Linked DNA regions of Homo sapiens: all the other regions are linked to region 1. A link is a loop called in an ENCODE intact Hi-C map of the cell type or tissue named here. Cell type or tissue: GM12878. All regions are shown on one strand. Region 1 holds the start of LOC112267970 (a long non-coding RNA gene). Region 2 has its middle 43 kb from the start of CCR6. Region 3 has its middle 130 kb from the start of RPS6KA2-AS1. Region 4 has its middle 120 kb from the start of RPS6KA2-AS1.

What was found. A loop is a pair of places that touch in the nucleus more often than their neighbours do. Peaks named below come from ENCODE experiments on the same cell type or tissue, not always from the same donor. Only the 100,000 strongest peaks of a DNase experiment are listed, where the experiment ranks them.
Region 2: it touches region 1 in a loop (2.8-fold over the local background); 6 of 110 quality-filtered maps call a loop at or near these places.
Region 3: it touches region 1 in a loop (5-fold over the local background); 92 of 110 quality-filtered maps call a loop at or near these places.
Region 4: it touches region 1 in a loop (7-fold over the local background); 92 of 110 quality-filtered maps call a loop at or near these places.

Annotation. Positions count from the first base shown.
Region 1 is chr6:167,139,421-167,144,420 of GRCh38, forward strand. LOC112267970 (a long non-coding RNA gene) reads right to left here and starts at 1,931. Exons shown (of 2, transcript XR_002956379.2): 1 at 1,607-1,931; 2 at 1-1,115. RefSeq lists enhancers at 3,308-4,236, 4,237-5,000. In GM12878, CTCF peaks have their summits at 1,490 and 2,939 (motif pointing left); no DNase peak of the experiment used is centred here.
Region 2 is chr6:167,077,687-167,082,686 of GRCh38, forward strand. No RefSeq gene overlaps it. Among named protein-coding and RNA genes, the nearest start is that of CCR6, 43 kb to the right of the region's middle. RefSeq lists enhancers at 1,168-1,347, 2,178-2,517, 2,563-3,063. In GM12878, a CTCF peak has its summit at 2,260; a DNase peak (open chromatin) is centred at 2,325; H3K27ac peaks cover 1,621 bases.
Region 3 is chr6:166,773,422-166,778,421 of GRCh38, forward strand. It overlaps a transcript of RPS6KA2 not described here. Among named protein-coding and RNA genes, the nearest start is that of RPS6KA2-AS1, 130 kb to the right of the region's middle. In GM12878, a CTCF peak has its summit at 1,956 (motif pointing right); a DNase peak (open chromatin) is centred at 1,999.
Region 4 is chr6:166,784,054-166,789,053 of GRCh38, forward strand. It overlaps a transcript of RPS6KA2 not described here. Among named protein-coding and RNA genes, the nearest start is that of RPS6KA2-AS1, 120 kb to the right of the region's middle. RefSeq lists an enhancer at 1-394. In GM12878, a CTCF peak has its summit at 2,841 (motif pointing right); a DNase peak (open chromatin) is centred at 2,988.

The DNA of each region.
Region 1 (5,000 bases):
GCTGACTTATTTAAGCAATAACCTTTTAAACATTTTAGCTAAGATGTATAAAAATGTTTCCAAAATATACCACATACTTTATTTCTTCTTAAATGTAGTACATTAGGTTACATCATTTTTCTTGCTGTCTTGGGCATCAAAACAGGTGCCATGGTAACCTGACACTCTCAGGAGACATTAAGATAGAAGGGGCTGTTCTTCAGTGGTTCCCATTGATTCTCCCCATATCTTTTTGCTCTCAGGCTCTGGCCGTCTCTTCCTGAGCCTTAACTGTGTCTGCCGTTAGTCCTCCTCTCCACTCATTGCAAACATTATTCTATATGTTTGGTGGGGACATCAGCTATCTGCGCTTGTCAGAATTGTCTATTAATAGGGGCAATGTGTTAGAACCTCCAAGTATTCAATTATTTCTGGATACGTGAGATCTTACTGTATGTAAATCTCAACATTTAGGTACTTAAGTATTACCTTGCAAACTGTACGTGATTTGCTTCTCAGGACAGACAGACTGGATTTTAAATGAGGCCAGAAAAACACAATATTTTCAAATCCTTTTAAGACTTGTGGTGATGTGTGCAAATTACAGGCATTCTGGAGATATGTGTACAGAGAATGTGGTCTCAATGAACGCAGTGTACATGCTATAGTCTGCTAGGACATTAGTTTGCTGGGGCTGCCCTAACAAAATACTACAGACTGAGTGGCTTAAACAACACATTTATTTCTCACATTTTTAGAGGCTGGTTAAGGTGTTGGCAGGGTTGGTTTCTCCTGAGGCCTCAAATGGCTTTTCCTCTGTGAGCTGACGCTTCTTATAAGGACACTAGTCAGATTGGATTACAGCCCACCGAAAAGGCCCTTTTAACTTAATCACCGGTTTAAAATCCCAGTCTCTAAATATCACAACTTTCTGAGATACTGAGGGTTGGGACTTTGACATATGAATTTTAAGGGGACACCATCCAGCCCCTAACATCTATTTCCCTGAAGGTGGGGCATATTTTCCTATTAAAGTTAACCTGAAACATGTGAGAATTTCTTTGTACATACTTTCCGCCTTTCCAATAAGTTATGTTCCAAACATTCATTCCCATTTCGGCTTTTCAGGTGCAGACCTCACAGAGAGATGACAGAGAAGGGTTGTGGTCCCCAGTGAGACAACGCCTGCCTATCTAACCTGCACAGCCTTGAGCTCCAGCACCCACCCGTGCACAGCCTTGAGCTCCAGCACCCACCCGTGGTGCAAGTTTCAGTATCTGATCCCAGTGGTTCACCTACTGCCCTGACCTCTGCCCTGAGGTGTGGCATCTCCTCCCTTCCCAGTTCTCTGACAGGGAAGTGGGGAATTTCCCCAAGTCTGAGTGGCCTCCATATTCAAAGCAGAGACATCCCCCTCTCAGCTGTGGACCTAGGGATGGTGATCTCAGCTGTGGCAGCAGAAAGCAGCTGTGATAGCCCAGGGGAGGCCAGGCCCTATTCTGCCCCCTATTTGTATAAACAGAGCATTCAAGGCTCATGACTTCAGCGGGGCTCTCTGTTGTCTTAATCTCATTCTTGGGGCACATTCTCCTGTAGGACACAGAAGGAGGTGGCATTTTACATTTACCATTAGATGATTTGAGTCATTGCAGCCTCACAGCACAGCTGCCCTGATGCATTCTACATTCTGCTGGCTGCTGTGTGGAGAACCTGACATGTTCATGGTCTTTGTGCTCAGGGATTTCACGGAATAAAGAGGCTGCAGCATTCGGATGAAGGCCACCCTCGCTCTGGCATGTTTGCAGAGCTTGGGGTGGTCTGCATTCTACATTCCGCTGGCTGCTCTGAGAATCTGATGCACTCAGTCTTTGTGATCTCACAGAATAAAGAGGCTGCAGCATTCGGACGAAGGCCCCTCGCTCTGGTGTGTTTGCAGAGCTCAGGGTGGTTTGCTGTGACCTGATTTCATGCTTATGACTCAGTATGCACAGCTGCAATCTTCTTCCTTGTGTTGCATTTGCCAATAGCATGATATTCCTGATGCCTTATTTAGGTAAATCCATATAAGAGCTAAGGCAGGAACGATTTATTTTCTACTTCTTGGCTGATTCCTCTCTTCATTGAGAGTCCAGGTGGACAGTCAGGAATGATGGGCAGAGTGCTGTTCTCCTCACCTCGAGGCTGTCCTCAGCACAAGGGAGCTGTTGTACCTCCTTCCAGCCCATTTCCATTCTAGACAACAAGAAGCAGGATGCGGGAAGCAGGTGGCCTTAAAGACACAACTGGAAAGCTGTGGAAATCATTTCTGCTCCCAAGGTGGGAGCCTTCACTTAGTCACATGGTTACAGCCAGGTGAAAGAAAGTCTGGGATGCTCTTCAGCGGGTGGCCGTGTGTCCATGTGCACGCAGTAATCACAAACACACCATGTAAGAAGGGGGAGAGATACTGAGAAAACCACTTTCATGGAGGGGAGGCAGCCGGACTCCTCTCTTTAACCAGAGGGGAGGGTCTGCATCTCCCCAGCTGTAGGTAAGCGGTAGCCGAGGCAGCCCACTAGGCCAAGGCCACTCAGGAGATATGGCTGGCCCTGTGCAGCAAGTCTAGGGTCACCTGGGATGCGCCCTGTACACAGGGGCCTCTTCTCCTGTAGCCCACTAATAATTACCACAGTGCCCACAGCCGGTCCATCTAAATGTTCAGAATACTGTATTTAGAATTAGTGTTAACATTTGAATAAGGTTTCATTTTTCTGCCTAACATTGAAAGATGAACTGGATTCTTGGATGTCACATAACATTTTGGGGTCCCCTTTCTGAACCTAGAATGTAAATAGATGAGCTAGCACTTCTCTTCACGCCAGTGGGGAGCAAATGCGATTCCTAAAGTCCTGGCTTCACCAGGAGCCGAGCTCCTGAGCCTTCCAGGGGTGCCTCTGCCCTGGACAGGGCGCTGCTGCCCTCTGGTGCGCGAGCCGCCTCCCAGCGCCTGCACCTGCTCCTGGAGACGCTCACCTTCCCGGCTGTTGCCCTAATTCTGCAACGTGTCAAAGGACAAATGTCACATGTATGTCTTAGCGGGGAAACTCTACAGTTTATTTTGGATAATAAGTATGTGAAATTAATACAATCTTATACTATCTTCTTGCACCCGTGGCGTAAAATCTTCAGAAAAATATCACTGCACTATTGCTGCTGTTCATTTTTCTCCTTGTTGCTTTTAACATTCACAATAGTAGATTGGCTCTTTCCTTTTTATTTTATTTTATTTTTTTGCTATGTGAACATATACATAGCAGAATAAATATATGTATAAATCAGGAAATACAGCATCTATATATTTTTATGGCAGATAATGTAGAATGACTTTTAGGATATTAAGTTAATAAAAAGAAGATATGTAAAATGATGTAATCTCTACTCACCAAGAATTCATTATGCAAGTCCAAAATTAAGGAGAAAGGTAAATAAACATTCCAGGCAACCTCCCTTTTCCACCTTTGTGAATCACGGCACATCTGATTGTGCACTAGGATGGCAGAGGAGTGTGTGTGACCCTGGGCGAGCTGGCTTTCATGGTGGTCCTTGCTGCCTTTGGGCCCCCAGGTGTCCAGGTGGGGCAGGAGAGGTGGTGCTGCCTGGAGGCAGCCTCTCCTTAGGAAAAGCCTTCTCAGGACCCCTGTCCCTCTAGTCCTCTGCAGACCTGACTTGACACCATCTCACACGGATGCATGAGAGGCCGTGGCCAGGGGTGCCCTCTGAGAACCAGCCCCCTGGCCCTGTCCTTCAGCCTTCTGGGCCTCCTTACTTACTTTTCTCCAGGGAATGTGATAGAGACAACGTGGCTGGCGGCGGGGCTGGGGGTGCAACCAGGGGAGAGCTCGTGCTCTGAGATCTCTCCCGTTAGCTGTTTGCTCTGCTCGCCGCTCACTCTAACCAGCTACAGAGCATCTATTCTGTGGTGTGGGCAGCTGCCCACCACCCTTGCCTCCTGGGTCCATGGCTGAGCCACCTTGTGCAGCCCCTGGGGACTCTGTGGGGCATGGGACTGAGGTCTGGCTGGAGATGCCTGAACACAGGTGAAACGCATCATTTCCAGGTCTGGTGCACAAAACCACTCGCTTTCTCCTGAAGGCCGGAGGGAGCAGGCACAGGAGACCTTGGAAACAGCTGCTGGAAACAGCAGAACCTGAATACACTGACCCTCCATGTGCCTGGTGCTACTGTGTGAGCAAGAAATGAACTTCTGTTGGGTTTGAGTCAACCTACATTGAATTTTGTTTCATGATTTACTCATCCGAGGCATGGGCCATCGTTCTGAGCTGTCCCCAGGCCTGACTCTCCATGGCTCTGGCTGAGGTCCTTCCACCCGCCCTCCTTCCTCCCCACTCACGTGTGCCCATCAGCCTTGGTGGAAGCTTTGCTCAGGAGATGTGGTGTTGCAGGGGCTCTGCCATCTTCTGTGGCCAGTTCCAGGGCCCAGGGCATTGGCTCTCCCCCAACCCTTTGTCGCCAGTTTCAAAGGTGGAAGCCACCCTCCCCAGCAAAGGTGGACCTGGCCTGGGCTGTGCCTGTTGATTGTCCTAAACTCCACTCCCTAGCGGTGCTGCACACCCACACCCCTGCCCTGGGCCTGCCGTGGGTCAAGTGGAAGATTGTTCCCATCAAATAGTAAAGAGGAAAGTGAGATGGATGCAAATCCCAAACCCCACTTCCGTATTCTGCCCTCTCTCCACCTGGTCTTCTGCCTGTTTCCAATGCTCCCATTCACTCTGGAGCCCCTGGAGTTTGGCCCCTGCCCCCATCCCACCAAGCTGTCTTCAAGAAGGCTGCCCTGTGCCCTATGCAGCCAATGCAGCAGACGCCTCTCAGCTGCCTCCTGCAGGTAGCACGAGCCCTTCTCCAGGGCCCGGGCAGTGGGCTTTGCTCTCCTCCCTCTCAGGTGGGCAGCTCCATCTCTGCCTCACTTTGGCCCCTCCAACTTTATTTGACCCTGACATGCAGTGGTGCTCCTGACGCCAGGT
Region 2 (5,000 bases), 62 kb before region 1:
ATGCGTAAGGCTGTTAACAATTGTCTGTGGGGCCGCCACACAGAGCCAGCAATTCTCAATGGTGTATGTTCCAGACATAGGGCGCAGGTGTAGAGACAGATCCATAGGTCACAGCTTCTCTGTTTACCAAGAGCAGAACATAGGCCTGAGCTCTGACCCTAGTTTCATTGCTTACAGGCCTGTGACTCTGGGTATGTTTTCTTTCCTCTCTCAATTCCACTTTCCTCATCTGTAATATTTTTTTTTTGCATAGGTTTATTAAGAGAAATATTATTACTCCATGCAAAGTACTTAGCACATTGCTGGGTACAGAGAAATCACTCACATATAGTTAGCCAGAATTATGAATGCAGCCTGTTTGATAACATCTAGGAAGTGAAATCCCACACTCTTAAAAAGGTGAAGAACAGATTGCAATGATCCCAGCACATAAATAGCCTTCAGAGTCTGTCAAAAACACATCTTGGTCTTAGTTCGTTCTGGCTGTTGTAACAATAGACATTTATTTCTCACAGTTCTGGAGGCTAGAAGTCCAAGATCGAGGTGCCGGCAGATTCGATGTCTGGTGAGGGCCCAATTCCTGGTTCACAGACGGCACCTTCTTGCCTTCACTGCATCCTCACAGGGAGAAGGGACGAAGGAGCTCTCAGGGGTCTGTTATACGGGCACTAAGCCCATTCATGGGGTTTCACCCTCACGACCTAATCACCTCCCAGAGGCCCCACCTCCTAATAGCATCCCTTTCTTTAAGGGTGAGGATTTTGACATAGGAATTTTGGGGACCACACAGATATTCAGCCCATTACACCATATTGCATTTTAGAGAGACGTAATCCAGTCCATTGCAGCTTCTCTTGCAGAAGTGCTCTAGAAGGGTAAGACAGTTTTAAGACTGTTTATCTTTATGCAAATCTTTGTTTGCCTTTGGATTTTTCCAAACCTGTTACTTATGATAAAACACCCATACCAGTAAGGAGAGGCTAGACTCTCCTACAGTAACCAGCAGCCTCATGTCTCACCTGGCTCTGTGTCCTCCCAGGCCTGCCCCACAGGGCTGTCACTTGGAGGTGCTGCACGTGGTTCCACCCTGTGGGGTACCAGGGAGAGGAAAGAACAGAGCAAACTGGACACCAGAACCAGAAGGCTTCGCTCAGAAGTGCACACATTGCCTTCGTCTCAGTAAATTAGCAGAGCAAGTCCTGTAACCCCCGACAGTGATGAAGGCTGATCTGTTCCGTGCTCAGAAGGCGGAGACCTGGAAATACTGATGAAACACGAATGACTGCCCCACAGACACAGAGAAAGATGAGAGATTCTGGAGCACACTAATTTCACTTTCAGATAACATGACTCTGGCGTTCTATAAATGCCTGTGCCATGTGAGATGTCACAATGGATGACAGCTTTTTATTCCCAGAAGAAAATTCAAAATAAGACTCATCATTTTATGGTCTAATTTAAAGTGATATTTAGGAATACCTTTTTCTAGGAACACCTTTTTCTAGGAACTAATAATCAGATAAAGTTGGGTTTGGGACTGTAGACTTGGAGCCTGAAGCAATACTCTTTCTATAATGAAAATCTGAGTATAGTTGCTTCTAACAGCAAGTGAGGATTTCCTACAGAGTGTTGCTGAGGGGCTGATAAGAAACCTTTTCAGAAAGAACAGCAGATTCCTATAGACCCTATTCCCATGGAAGCATCAGCAGGAACTCCTTTTCTTTTGGTGAAAACTTTCATGTCATTGGATGATCTGTTATTAGACGACACTGCCTGAGTTCTATCTTACGATGGGGAATTGGCGTTTCTTAAGATCTTCCTTTAAATATAGCACAGATCCCCAGTATGCACATTTTCACAGAGGTGGAAGCTTTAGAAACACTCATGTAGCAGCAGATGTCTACTGTGCTCTAGCATAAGTGGAATGAAATATTCCTTAATATAGAGGGACACACACAGGCAGAACCTCTAGCGGGTCTGTGAATAATGGGAATGAAAAGTGGAAGTCCTATGGCCGGCAAGGTAGATTCCTGGGCTTCAGAGGAGGATATGAAATATTTATAGAAAACAAAATGAAATATGAACAACACATTTATCATGTTCTCCAGGCATGATAATATGTGATTTGCAGATGAGACATTCATTTGAAAAGCAAGTACACCATGAACCCTGGGACGAGGCTGTACGTTCCTAAACATGCTTGGCTTACGGCCTGGCTCAGAGCAGGGCTTGCCACATGTCATGTCACTCACAGCCATTGAGGGGCACTGCCATTTGTGCTGTTGCTGTGCTTTTTGGTCTGTCTTGGAAACCTGGGGAAGTCCCCGTTGTTCCAGTGGGGCCCTTGATAAACGTCTCAGTTTCAGGTCCTCAAGTTGAGACATCCTTTCAGTCAACTTGTGGAGTTTCTAATTCTGTGTCACTGCCTCCAGTAGAGCGCGTTTTGTGGTGGAGAGCGATGAGAGCCTCAGATCCTCGGGAAGTGCTCCACGGGTCCCGGGTCTGGCTCTCATTGTGTGTGCCAGAGCCTTGCTGCCCAAAGTGTGGCCCCAGGCCAGGGCCTTGCTGTCACCTGGAGCTCTCAGGCCCTCCCAGGGCTACTGTATCAGAACCAGTGAATCCACATGAATTCACATTGCAGTGCTTCGTCTGCACATGAAAGCTTGAGAAACACTAGCCTAGAGAACACCTCAGCATCCTTTCTGAATTAGAAGTTATGCTTTCTAGGGTTCTCATTAAGAAATGGGCAGTTGCACAGCCAATCAATGAAAATGGCTTTGCGTTCCCTGAATCTTCAACTTCTGAGAGAAGGAGGAATGTTTTTTTTTCTTCCACTCTGGTCCCCAAGAACCACTACAGGCGTTCCTTACAGAACAGCAAATGACACAGCGTTCAGCCCCAACAAGTGACCCGAAGACGCGTCCCTCATCTCATGCTTGCCTGTCTAGGCCTCACCCTTTCTCAGTTGAAATCAGTCACTGCAGCAGCGTTCGAATGGGGTCACTGGAGAAAACAGCCGCAACTTCCTGGTCCTCCGTGGGAATGGCTGAAAGTGGAAGATGGAGAGAGAATCCTGAGAAAAACCCTCCATAGGTCAGCCCCATGTCAGCCCCAGCATCTATCACCGGAGGGTTCTGAAGCTTGTGGTGCACTGAAGGTGATAATTATAAAAGAAAAAATCAAATCCAGCTCCACTCCTGACTAGATGGGCAAACACTTCATCCCCTGCACCACACATGAAGCTTTCTTTTTTTATTATTATACTTTAAGTTTTAGGGTACATGTGCACAACGTGCAGGTTTGTTACATATGTATACATGTGCCATGTTGGTGTGCTGCACCCACTAACTCATCATTTAACATTAGGTATGTCTCCTAATGCTATCCCTCCCCACTCCCCCCACCCCACAACAGGCTCTGGTGTGTGATGTTCCCCTTCCTGTGTCCATGTGTTCTCATTGTTCAATTCCCACCTATGAGTGAGAACATGCAGTGTTTGGTTTTTTGTCTTTGCGATAGTTTGCTGAGAATGATGGTTTCCACCTTCATCCATGTCCCTACAAAGGACATGAACTCATCATTTTTTATGGGTGCATAGTATTCCATGGTGTATATGTGCCACATTTTCTTAATCCAGTCTATCACTGTTGGACATTTGGGTTGGTTCCAAGTCTTTGCTATTGTGAATAGTGCGGCAATAAACATACGTGTGCATGTGTCTTTATAGCAGCATGATTTATAATCAATCCTTTGGGTATATACCCAGTAATGGGATGGCTGGGTCAAATGGTATTTCTAGTTCTAGATCCCTGAGGAATCTCCACACTGACTTCCACAATGGTTGAACTAGTTGACAGTCCCACCAACAGTGTAAAAGTGTTCCTATTTTTCCACATCCTCTCCAGCACCTGTTGTTTCCTGACTTTTTAATGATCGCCATTCTAACTGATGTGAGATGGTATCTCATTGTGGTTTTGATTTGCATTTCTCTGATGGCCAGTGATGATGAGCATTTTTTCATGTGTCTTTTGGCTGCATAAATGTCTTCTTTTGAGAAGTGTCTGTTCATATCCTTCGCCCACTTGTTGATGGGGTTGTTTGTATTTTTCTTGTAAATTTGTTTGAGTTCATTGTAGATTCTGGATATTAGCCCTTTGTCAGAGGAGTAGCTTGCAAAAATTTTCTCCCATTCTGTAGGTTGCCTGTTCACTCTGATGGTAGTTTCTTTTGCTGTGCAGAAGCTCTTTAGTTTAATTAGATCCCATTTATCAATTTTGTCTTTTGTTGCCATTGCTTTTGGTGTTTTAGACATGAAGTCTTTGCCCATGCCTATGTCCTGAATGGTATTGCCTAGGTTTTCTTCTAGGGTTTTTATGGTTTTAGGTCTAGCATTTAAGTCTTTAATCCATCTTGAATTAATTTTTGTGTAAGGTGTAAGGATGGGATCCAGTTTCAGCTTTCTACATATGGCTAGCCAGTTTTCCCAGCAGCATTTATTAAATAGGGAATCCTTTACCCATTTCTTGTTTTTGTCAGGTTTGTCAAAGATCAGATGGTTGTAGATATGCGGCATTATTTTTGAGAGCTCTGTTCTGTTCCATTGGTCTATATCTCTGTTTTGGTACCAGTACCATGCTGTTTTGGTTACTGTAGCCTTGTAGTATAGTTTGAAGTCAGGTAGCATGATGCCTCCAGCTGCGTTCTTTTGGCTTAGGATTGACTTGGCGATGCAGGCTCTTTTTTGGTTCCATATGAACTTTAAAGTAGTTTTTTCCAATTCTGTGAAGAAAGTCATTGGTAGCTTGATGGGAATGGCATTGAATCTATAAATTACCTTGGGCAATATGGCCATTTTCACGATATTGATTCTTCCTACCCATGAGCATGGAATGTTCTTCCATTTGTTTGTATCCTCTTTTATTTTGTTGAGCAGCGGTTTGTAGTTCTCCTTGAAGAGGTCCTTCACGTGCCTTGTAAGTTGGATTCCTAGGTATTTTATT
Region 3 (5,000 bases), 370 kb before region 1:
GGTGGAGTCTCGCTGTGTCACCCAGGGTGGAGTACAGTAGTGCAGTCTTGGCTCACTGCAACCTCTGCCCCCCAGGTTCCAGTGATTCTCCTGCCTCAGCCTCGTGAGTAGCTGGGATTACAGGCGCCCACCACCACACCCAGCTAATTTTTGTGTTTTTAGCGGAGACAGGGTTTCACCATTGGCCAGGCTGGTCTGGAACTCCTGACCTCAGGTGATCTGCCTGCTTTGGCCTCCCGAAACACTGGGATTACAGGCGTGAGCCACTGCACCTGGCTGCAATCTGCTACTGTCCCCTTCCTCGTCTGTCCATCCTGTTACATACCTGTGACCACATTATCGTCAAAATACGTTTAACATGAATTTATTATCATCATGGCTAGCTCCACCAGGAAGAAAAAAAAACTACCGTTGAGATGACATAAAACGCTTTGTGCAAATGATCGTCCTCCAGGGGTATTCCGTGAAGAGGACACTTGTCATATAGCCAAGCATGCTTGCAGAAAATAAATGGACGTGGTCAGACAAATATTTTTGTGTGTTTCATTGATTTGAAATAAACTATCAGAAATTTCTAAACAAATACTCGCCAACCTTTTGGAAAAAAATATGGATTGAATCTTTTTTTTTAAGTCTAGAAAGTGACCCAGTGTTGTGGGAGAAATGTGAAAGGCAGGCACCATCGCTTTCACGGCACTTGGGGTCATAGTCTGGATGACCAAGATTCATTTGATCCTCAGGGGTCTTTTATGATTGGACTGCAAGTAAAGCTGCCAGCCAAATTTTATAACACAAAAGGTGTTCCGTGTGCTCACAGCACCCCTGCTTACCAGATGACAGAATGTCTTGAAGATTGTGCACGTTCCTCAAAAGACACATTTAGACAGTCATGGTCAGGCAGTTGATAGACTCGATATCAGCTATGAATTTCTCAGTGAAATTAGTGCATGGGATTCTAGAAAATTGGACACTTTCAAGTGGTGCTGTGGCTGGAGTGGTGCAGCCGTCTTTACCCAGCGAGCGTCCCGGCGTTGGTTATTCTGGGTCTTTGAGAATGCTGTGACTGTCCCTGCTGCTGCTGCACCCATCCCAGCACCACGTGGCTAAGCTCTCCCAAGATGCTACGGACCATGGTAGGGAGCTCAGCCTCCCAAGCAGCCAGCCAGGGTTTATTTCCTGGCACCAGAACTTAGGCAAGTCATTGGACTCCTCAGCCCCAATTTCCCTGTTTGTACAATTGAGGAAGACAGTCCCTTACACAGGGGTGGTGGGAGAAAGAAATGAGCTGGCCCATATTGGGCTCCCAGCAGACAGCAGCCATCAGTGAACATCAGCATGATGACGATGTGGGGAAAATTAAGGCGTTCCCAGATTACAGCAGCATAAAGGACCCCAAAACATCTCGCCCTTCTTTGAGAACGCTGGCATGTGTGCTTCTTGTCTGTGACCTCTGAGGAGTCGGATCCCCAGGTGCTTCAATAGCTCTGAGCTGTCCTTTATTTTGGATGAGCCCCGTCTTCCAGCTTTTAGGGTTGGGAGGGCAGAGGAGAAACGGCAGGTGGCACTGCGGATATTTTTACACAGGATAATGTGACCTGCCCAGCCTGCACCTGCGCTCAGCATCATCAGAGTTCCGTTTCTTATACTTAATTAGGCTACACAACCAATTTTACGATTTTACCATTTTGAAATCACGTGGGAGTTACCAAAATGGTTAATTTAAAACGGTTTTACCCAGACTTTGGGGGGCAGTCTTGATTCTTAAATGGCTTTGATGGCTTTGATAAACACCCTGGGCCCTTCCTCCAAAAAATACACACTCATTGAAAGCCCCCCCCACCCCCGGCCCCTTCGCACTATGCACAGCCCTCAGGAGCTCCACCTTTGGTTTTGGGGGAGTCTCTAAGTGCCCAAAAGTTTCCCTCGCAAATTTGCACGTCTACCACTAGATGGCAGCAGAGGACACAGCAAGTGAGAACACTCCGAGGCGCGTGCAGCCAATGAAATCCTGGAAACTTGTTACATTTTGTTATAACAAACAAAATATAGGCCTTGGTTTTCTTTAATCTTACTGATGTGCTCCTGGAAGAAGAAAAATGCTAATTTACACAGGGTCCACGTTGTAGGAAGGCTGAATTTGGTTTCCATGACCCCCGACTCTCCCTCCGCTGGTGCTCAGCTCTCCCCACACCTGCCAGCTTTATTTGGATTTCTGTCAGTTCTGAAGTATCAGCTACCTGAGGCTGCAGCATCAGCCAAGAAACCGTCTCTTTCAGACGCTTGCTGGCTTCAGGGCTGCAGCCCGGGGATCTTCTCTAGATAAAGCGCGGTGGAAACACACACAGACACATGACGATGCTGTCGACCCACATGCCTGAGCTCTGGGATTCCACGGCTGGAGCTCGGAACTGCGAAGGGGCAGAGACTGAGCGCAGGCAAAGGCGCACAGAGAGGACTACACAACACAAAGGATAATGTCCTCGCGATGGAGGAACCACTGTGGACAGTCAGGAAGACAGACACGCGTGGAGGGCCAGAACTGGAAGTGAGGGCGGGCATTGCTGGCTTTATCTGATCACTGGGAAGGGTGGTTGTGAAAGCCACTGAGGGTGTGTGCCTCTCCCCAGCCACAGCGGTGCTGGAGAGGAGGCTGGGGCGCTCACCACTCTTTCCTCTACCATCCGGCTCTGGGGGCCAGGTCCATGCAAAAATACGTGGAGAAAGTACAGCTTAGAGGACTTCTACTTCCAGCAAGACGCCAGGCAGAAATGACAGAGAATGATCTCGCTACACCCACTAGAAGTGGTGGATAAAACACAACAAAAAAGGAGGTTCAACGAAAAGCTGAGTTGTAAGAAGGAAGGATTAACCCACAGGCTCCAGAAATGAGGAGGACTGGAAGAGAGAGAATGGAGTCCCCGCACTGACTTTGAGACCGTCCTGGGGGCATTTTCCGTTTCTGTAATCTTCCAGGTTAGATTTCTTGTTTTTGTGTTTTAATTTTTTTTATATCGAGGTGAATTTCACACAACAAAATTGATCGTTTTAACATGAATGATGAGGTGGCGTTTAGTGCATTCACACTGACGTGTCACCAGGTAATTCCCAACATCTGCCTCTTCCACGCCCATGAAGCAGTTGCTCCCCACTCTGCCCTCCCAGTCCCTGGCAACCAGCAATCCGTGCCGTCTCTGTGGGTTCACCTGCTCTGGGCATTTGGTATAGACAGAACCGCACAGCGTGGGGTCTTCTGGGTCTGGCTTCTTTTGCTCTGCATGATGTGCTCGAGGTTCGTCCATGTTGCAGGGTGTGTCAACGCTTCCTTCCCTTTAGTGGCTACATAACATGCCATTGTTTGTTTACACCACAGTTTGTGCGTCCATTCATCCATTGATGGACATGTGGGCTGTCTCTTATCTTTTGGCGACTGTGAGTTGTGCTGCTATAAACAAGTGTGTGCGTATTTTTGTTTCAGTACCTGTTTTCAACAATCTTGGGTACATACCTAGGAGGGGGTCAGCCGCAGCCTTTCATGTGCTTCTCCGCCATTTGTAGTTCTCTTTTGGAGAAATGTCTACTTAAGCCCATCACCCATTTTTTCATTGGGCTGGTGGTCTTTTTGTTGTTCAAGCTTGGGTTTTAATATGCTGGAGATACAGGGAAGGAGGATGGGGCGGCTGTGAGGTGAAGAGCTGGACCTGAGGTTGCTGCGGGAGGCCTGAGCAGGGAGCGCAAAGCCTGGACGAAAGCCCCGACCAGCTGAGAAGAGGACGGGAGACATCGAACTTGTCCTGGGCTCAGGTTAACAATACATGGATTTTACGTCTTCTCTGATAATTAAAAATGCCAGGCCTGTGCCTTCCATGAGTTTGGGTGTGAATTCATAATGACAAGGGTGGCTCAGGGTGAAGTTTAATGTGACAGCTGGTCTGGTGCCAGGAACATGCCTAAGTCACAAACCCAGAACTCCGCTGAAGGGACCACCTGAAACTGAGCCACGGGGAAAGCACAGAGAGAGGAAGTGGCCTCCGAGTGCACGCACAGCCAGGAGCCCCAGAACCCAGGCAGCGCCACTCTGCACGATGGGCAGAGGACACACAAAAAGGCAAAAATGGAGCCAAGAATTCCAGAGAACAGATGAACAATATTCAGGAGTATTAAAGAAGTATTGTTAAAAGTTATAAAATCATAAAGAACATAGTAAAAGAAATAAATGTAAACAAGTTGGAAAGAATAAATTAAAACTGCTACGGTTCACAGATAGTATAAATCTCTACAGAATCCAAGAGAATCTACAGAGAATTTATTAATTTGAATAAGAGGGTATGGAAAGGTTATGGATGGAAAAGTAATATTCAAAAGCAGTTTTGGCAATACAGCAGAAAATAATTTTAAATGATAGCATTTGCAATTGTGAGAGAGAGAGAAAAGAGAAGAAAAAACCTTATAAGCTATAAAAGAGACATCTAAAAAAATGTGTAATGTCTTTACAGAAAAGATGAGTAACTTTATTGAAAGATATAAAAGAAGACTAAAGTAAATCTTAATACAGTAAATATAGCAATTTTTCCAAAGTCAATCTGTAAATTTAATTTAATAAAATCATAATCCAAAAAGGACGATTTTTTCTGAATTTAAAACAAAGTGATTTTGAAGGCTGAAGGACAGCCAACACCATTTTAAAGACACAGAAGCAAAGACAAGCCCTGGCAGGGAGATATCGGTGCTTACGTTAGCCTTAGAAGAACTCAGAGGGTGCCACGGGCGCAGCAGAGCCTGGAGACCTGCCTGCCTCTGTGTGGGGCTCACGAAAGGGCAAAGCTGTTAGAGAACAGCAGGGTGAGATGGCCTCTGCAACGACTGGCGCCGGCCAACTGACTGATCAACCTCATACCATATATATCAATACATTCAAGATGCGTTAAAGGCCAGAATGTGAAAAAACCAAACCACAATGTTCAAAAGGATATCCAGGAGATGATATGGTTGTTTTAACTTGA
Region 4 (5,000 bases), 360 kb before region 1:
CGTGCACACCTACGCATCACCACATATGCACACGTGCACACCTACGCATCACCACATATGCACACGTGCACACCTACGCATCACCACATATGCACACGTGCACACCTACGCATCACCACATATGCACACGTGCACACCTACGCATAACCACATATGCACACGTGCACACCTACGCATAACCACATATGCACACGTGCACACCTACGCATAACCACATATGCACACGTGCACACCTACGCATAACCACATATGCACACGTGCACACCTACGCATAACCACATATGCACACGTGCACACCTATCTATACCACATATGCACACGTGCACACCTATGCATAACCACATATGCACACGTGCACACCTATGCAGAACCACATATGCACACGTGCACACCTATGCAGAACCACATATGCACACGTGCACACCTATGCAGAACCACATATGCACACGTGCACACCTATGCAGAACCACATATGCACACGTGCACACCTATGCAGAACCACATATGCACACGTGCACACCTATGCAGAACCACATATGCACACGTGCACACCTATGCAGAACCACATATACACACGTGCACACCTATGCAGAACCACATATACACATGTGCACACCTATCTATACCACATATATACACGTGCACACCTATGCATAACCACATATGCACACGTGCACACCTATCTATAACCACATATATACCTATGTATGCATGTCTATACATGAGACCAGAGAAGTCCCGCAGTGGTCTCCATGTCTCATCCAGGACAGAGGAAGCATTCTACCGAGTAAATTTATGAATAAGTTTGGCTTGATGAGTGCATTTGTGATGAATAATCCCTGTTTGCCTCACTTTGCATGTGCTTCCTGGCTTCTGTTGTACACGGGCTGAGCTGGGGCTGGGAGGATGGTTCTGATGTCAGGAAAATCCCCAGCTTGCCCTGGCTGTCAGGTCCTTCTTAGAGCAGGTTGTAGCTATTGGTCACTCTCTGTATACACGTGTCTGTATATGTGTAAATCTTTCTGTGTTTGCGTCTACCTATCTGTCTGCATCTTTTTAGATCTGTTTCTTTGGAGAGCACTGACTAGTACAATCCCATTTGCTTGTAAAGGCAGTCTCATTCTGAAATAAGACAATCTTCCGAATTCTTGATGTAAGCCTCTGCCTGTCTGGGACATTCCCCGGAAAGCAGGGGAGGGACTTGGCGCTTCTTCTCTTCACCCCTCATGTGCCACCCCCCACTAGGCTGCCAAGGCAGGTCACCCAGTTCTGCCGGCCTCAGTCTCCTCCCTAGGTCGCTGGCTCCAGGTTTGAAAAGATGTGTATAGGGCAGGGATTATTGGCTCTTTCAGTTTATGGGAGCTGTTGCTCCTTTCTTCTACTTACTTGAGGGTTTATTATTTTTTAAGTAATTACTTTCCATAGACAATGGACCAGAAAACACCTGAAAGATAGCGACTAAGTTCAAGGTTGCTCCACGCCAGGCATGGTGCTCCTGGTTCGAGAGCTCCACTCACGTGGTCCTTACGAGAATCTGAGCAACATGAACACCGTTTTTCAGCTGTTGAACCTAAGACTGAACAAGGTTAAATAATTTATCCAAAGTCACAAGCTAGTAGTTGCAGAGCCAGCATTTGAAGTCAGACTTAGCTGAGTCCAAGCCCGTATTCTTAAGCACCACAATTTGCTTCCAGGCATCTTGTTTCTATAAAGCACTCAATGATTTTACTACAACGATCTTATTTATATGAGACTTAAGTCATTCAAATATGTTTTTAGGACATGTTAGTATAAAGACAAGGTATTGCCAAAAAGATTTTTTACCTTTCTTCCTTTTTGTTCTAGAAGGTCAATAATGAAATCTAACAAAATAATAATAAAAATAGCAGATAATAATCAATTAAATAACATTTGGTTTTATTTTCTTTTTAAAAATCTAAGAAAAAAGGGGTTCTGACAAATGTGACCAGAAAACCATACAATTCAGATATCCTTTTTCAACAATCATTTATGGGTGTTTCTTGTTATTTGAGAAAATTGAGTTAGGAACAGTGACTCCTCCAATCCACTTACAGTATGGAAAGCTGATATCACAGTACATTTTAAGTCCTTCTGTGGTGAACAGTCTCCTTTTATTTTGCTAATCATCATGGAGCAGAACTAAATATGAACACAGGAGTGGCAGCCTGGCTCAGCCAGCCCAGAAAAATGTCTTTAAAAATGAACTTGTCTAATAAACCTTAATTCCAAATACAGAACATAAGGAAGGAGAATTTACAAATCATGGTATTAGCAGTAAGAAAAGCAAACCAGTTAAAAGGAGTTAATAGAGAATAATGATTGTTAATATGGCCATGAAAATGGGAGAAAATGGTGACAAAACTGATTATCAAAGTAGAAAAGGTAACAAAATAATTCATGAATGATATCACGGATGCAAAAAAAAAAATTCTGATTGCATCAACAAAGATTTGTAGACGGTTGGGAGTAGTATGGAAGGAAGAATGTAAAAGTATTCTTTTTTGTAATTTACTTCAAACATTGCTAGGTTAATAGATATTGCCATTTTATAGTAGTATAAACAAAAATGCTACAATTATACTTTTAAAAGATGCATACCTTCCACATCACAGGAGGAAAAAAATGCTTAAAAAAATCATCATAGCAAAAGTGAAGAAAACTGAATTATGTCATGATAAATTTTTAGTAATTGTGTAATTTAGTGCTCAAAAATAGTTTAGTTCAGGTGTTTTATGCTTAATTTTGGTTACTTTCATCAGTAGAGTAATATATATAATTCCAGTTCCACATTTTTGATCCTCATGACCACTAGAGGGCAGAAGAGAAAAGTACAAGAGGCCCGAGATAGGTCAAATGAGCCTGATGCCATTTTGCAATGTGGGTTTTAAATGGCCTTCCCAACCAGGAATTCTGATTCGTGGTAGACACAGCTATGTCGGTGTGCCAATATGTGTATAGAAAACTCAATCCAGAATTTAAATATTTTTCCTAAATTAGGCCTTAAAATATTATTTTGCATAAAATAAGATGTAAAATAAGCATGTTTATATAAAAATATTCAAATTATTTGACCCAATAACTTCTAGGAGTTTATCCAAAGATAAAGACTGATGTATGTGGATGTTTATCATAGTGTTTTTTTTATCATGATGTATAATTGAAAATTTACCTAAGTAATCAACAATAGGGGATTGTACTAATAAATTATGGTACAGCTATATGATGGAAAACTCTAGCTGCTTTTAAAAATATTTAAGTGTTTTGGGGAAAAGTTATGAAATGTTAAGAGAATATTATAAAAAGTATGATTTGATATTTATGAATTATATAAACTGTGTTGATTTAAATATAGAAACATATCTAGATACTGATGATAAAAATATAAGTCTGGCTGTGGGAGTACAGATATAGAAGTAGAAATGTTCCAAAAAAAAAGGTCACAGTTGAAAAAAATATACCCCCTGTTAAAAGTTACTGTCTCTTCTTTATTACATTTAAATTTATTTTAAGCATTTATACCCTTCACTGGGAAAACTGACTAGCCATAAGCAGAAAACTGAAACTGGACCCCTTCCTTACACCTTATATGAAAATTAACTCAAGATGGAGTAAAGACTTAGATGTAAAACCCAAAGCCATAAAAACTCTAGAAGAAAACCTAGGCAACACCATTCAGGACATGGGCATGCGCAAAAACTTCATGACTAAAACACCAAAAGCAATGGCAACAAAAGCCAAAATTGACAAATGGGATCTAATCAAACTAAAGAGCTTCTGCGCAGCAAAAGAAACTAGCATCAGACTGAACAGGCAACCTAAGGAATGGGAGAACATATTTGCAATCTACTCATCTGACAAAGGGCTAATATCCAGAATCTACAAAGAAGTTAAACAAATTTACAAAAAAAAAAAAAAAAAACCAACCCATCAAAAAGTCGGCAAAGGATATGAACCGACACTTCTCAAAAAAAGACATTTATGCAGCCAACAGACATATGAAAAAAAGCTCATCATCACTGATCATTAGGTATTATGATTAGGCAAATCAAAACCACAATGAGATACCATCTCACACTAGTCAGAATGGCAATCATTAAAAAGTCAGGAAAAAATAGATGCTGGTGAGGCTGTGGAGAAATGGGAATGCTTTTATGCTGTTGGTGGGAGTGTAACTCGGTTCAACCATTGTGGAGGACAGTGTGGCGATTCCTCAAGGATCTAGAACAAGAAATATCATTTGACCCAGCAATCCCATTACTGGGTATAGACCCAAAGGATTATAAATCATTTTACTATAAAGACACATGCACACCTATGTTTATTGCAGCACTATTTACAATAGCAAAGACATGGAACCAACCCAAATGCCCATCAATGATAGACTGGATAAAGAAAATGTGGTACATATACACCATGGAATACTATGCAGCTATAAAAAAGAATGAGATCATGTTCTTTGCAGGGACATGGATGAAGCTGGAAGCCATCATCCTCAACAAACTAACACAGAAACAGAAAACCAAATACTGCATGTTCTCATTCATAAGTGGGAGCTGAACAATGAGACCACTTGGACTCAGGGAGGGGAACATCACACACCGGGGCCTGTCCGGGGTGAGGGGCAAGGGGAGGGAGAGCATCAGGACAAATACCTAATGCATGTGGGGCTTAAAACCTAGATGACAGGTTGATAGGTACAGCAAATCATCATGACACATGTATGTATATGTACCAAACCTGCACATTCTGCACATGTATCCTGGAACTTAAAGTAAAATAAAAAATAAAAATAAAATAGGTGGGTGGAGCCAAGATGGCTGAATAGGAACAGCTCCAGTCTACAGCTCCCAGGGTGAGTGACGCAGAAGACAGGTGATTTCTGCATTTCCATCTGAGGTACCAGGTTCATCTCACTAGGGAGTGCCAGACAGCGGGCACAGGACAGCGGGTGCAGCATACCGTGCGCGAGCTGAAGCAGG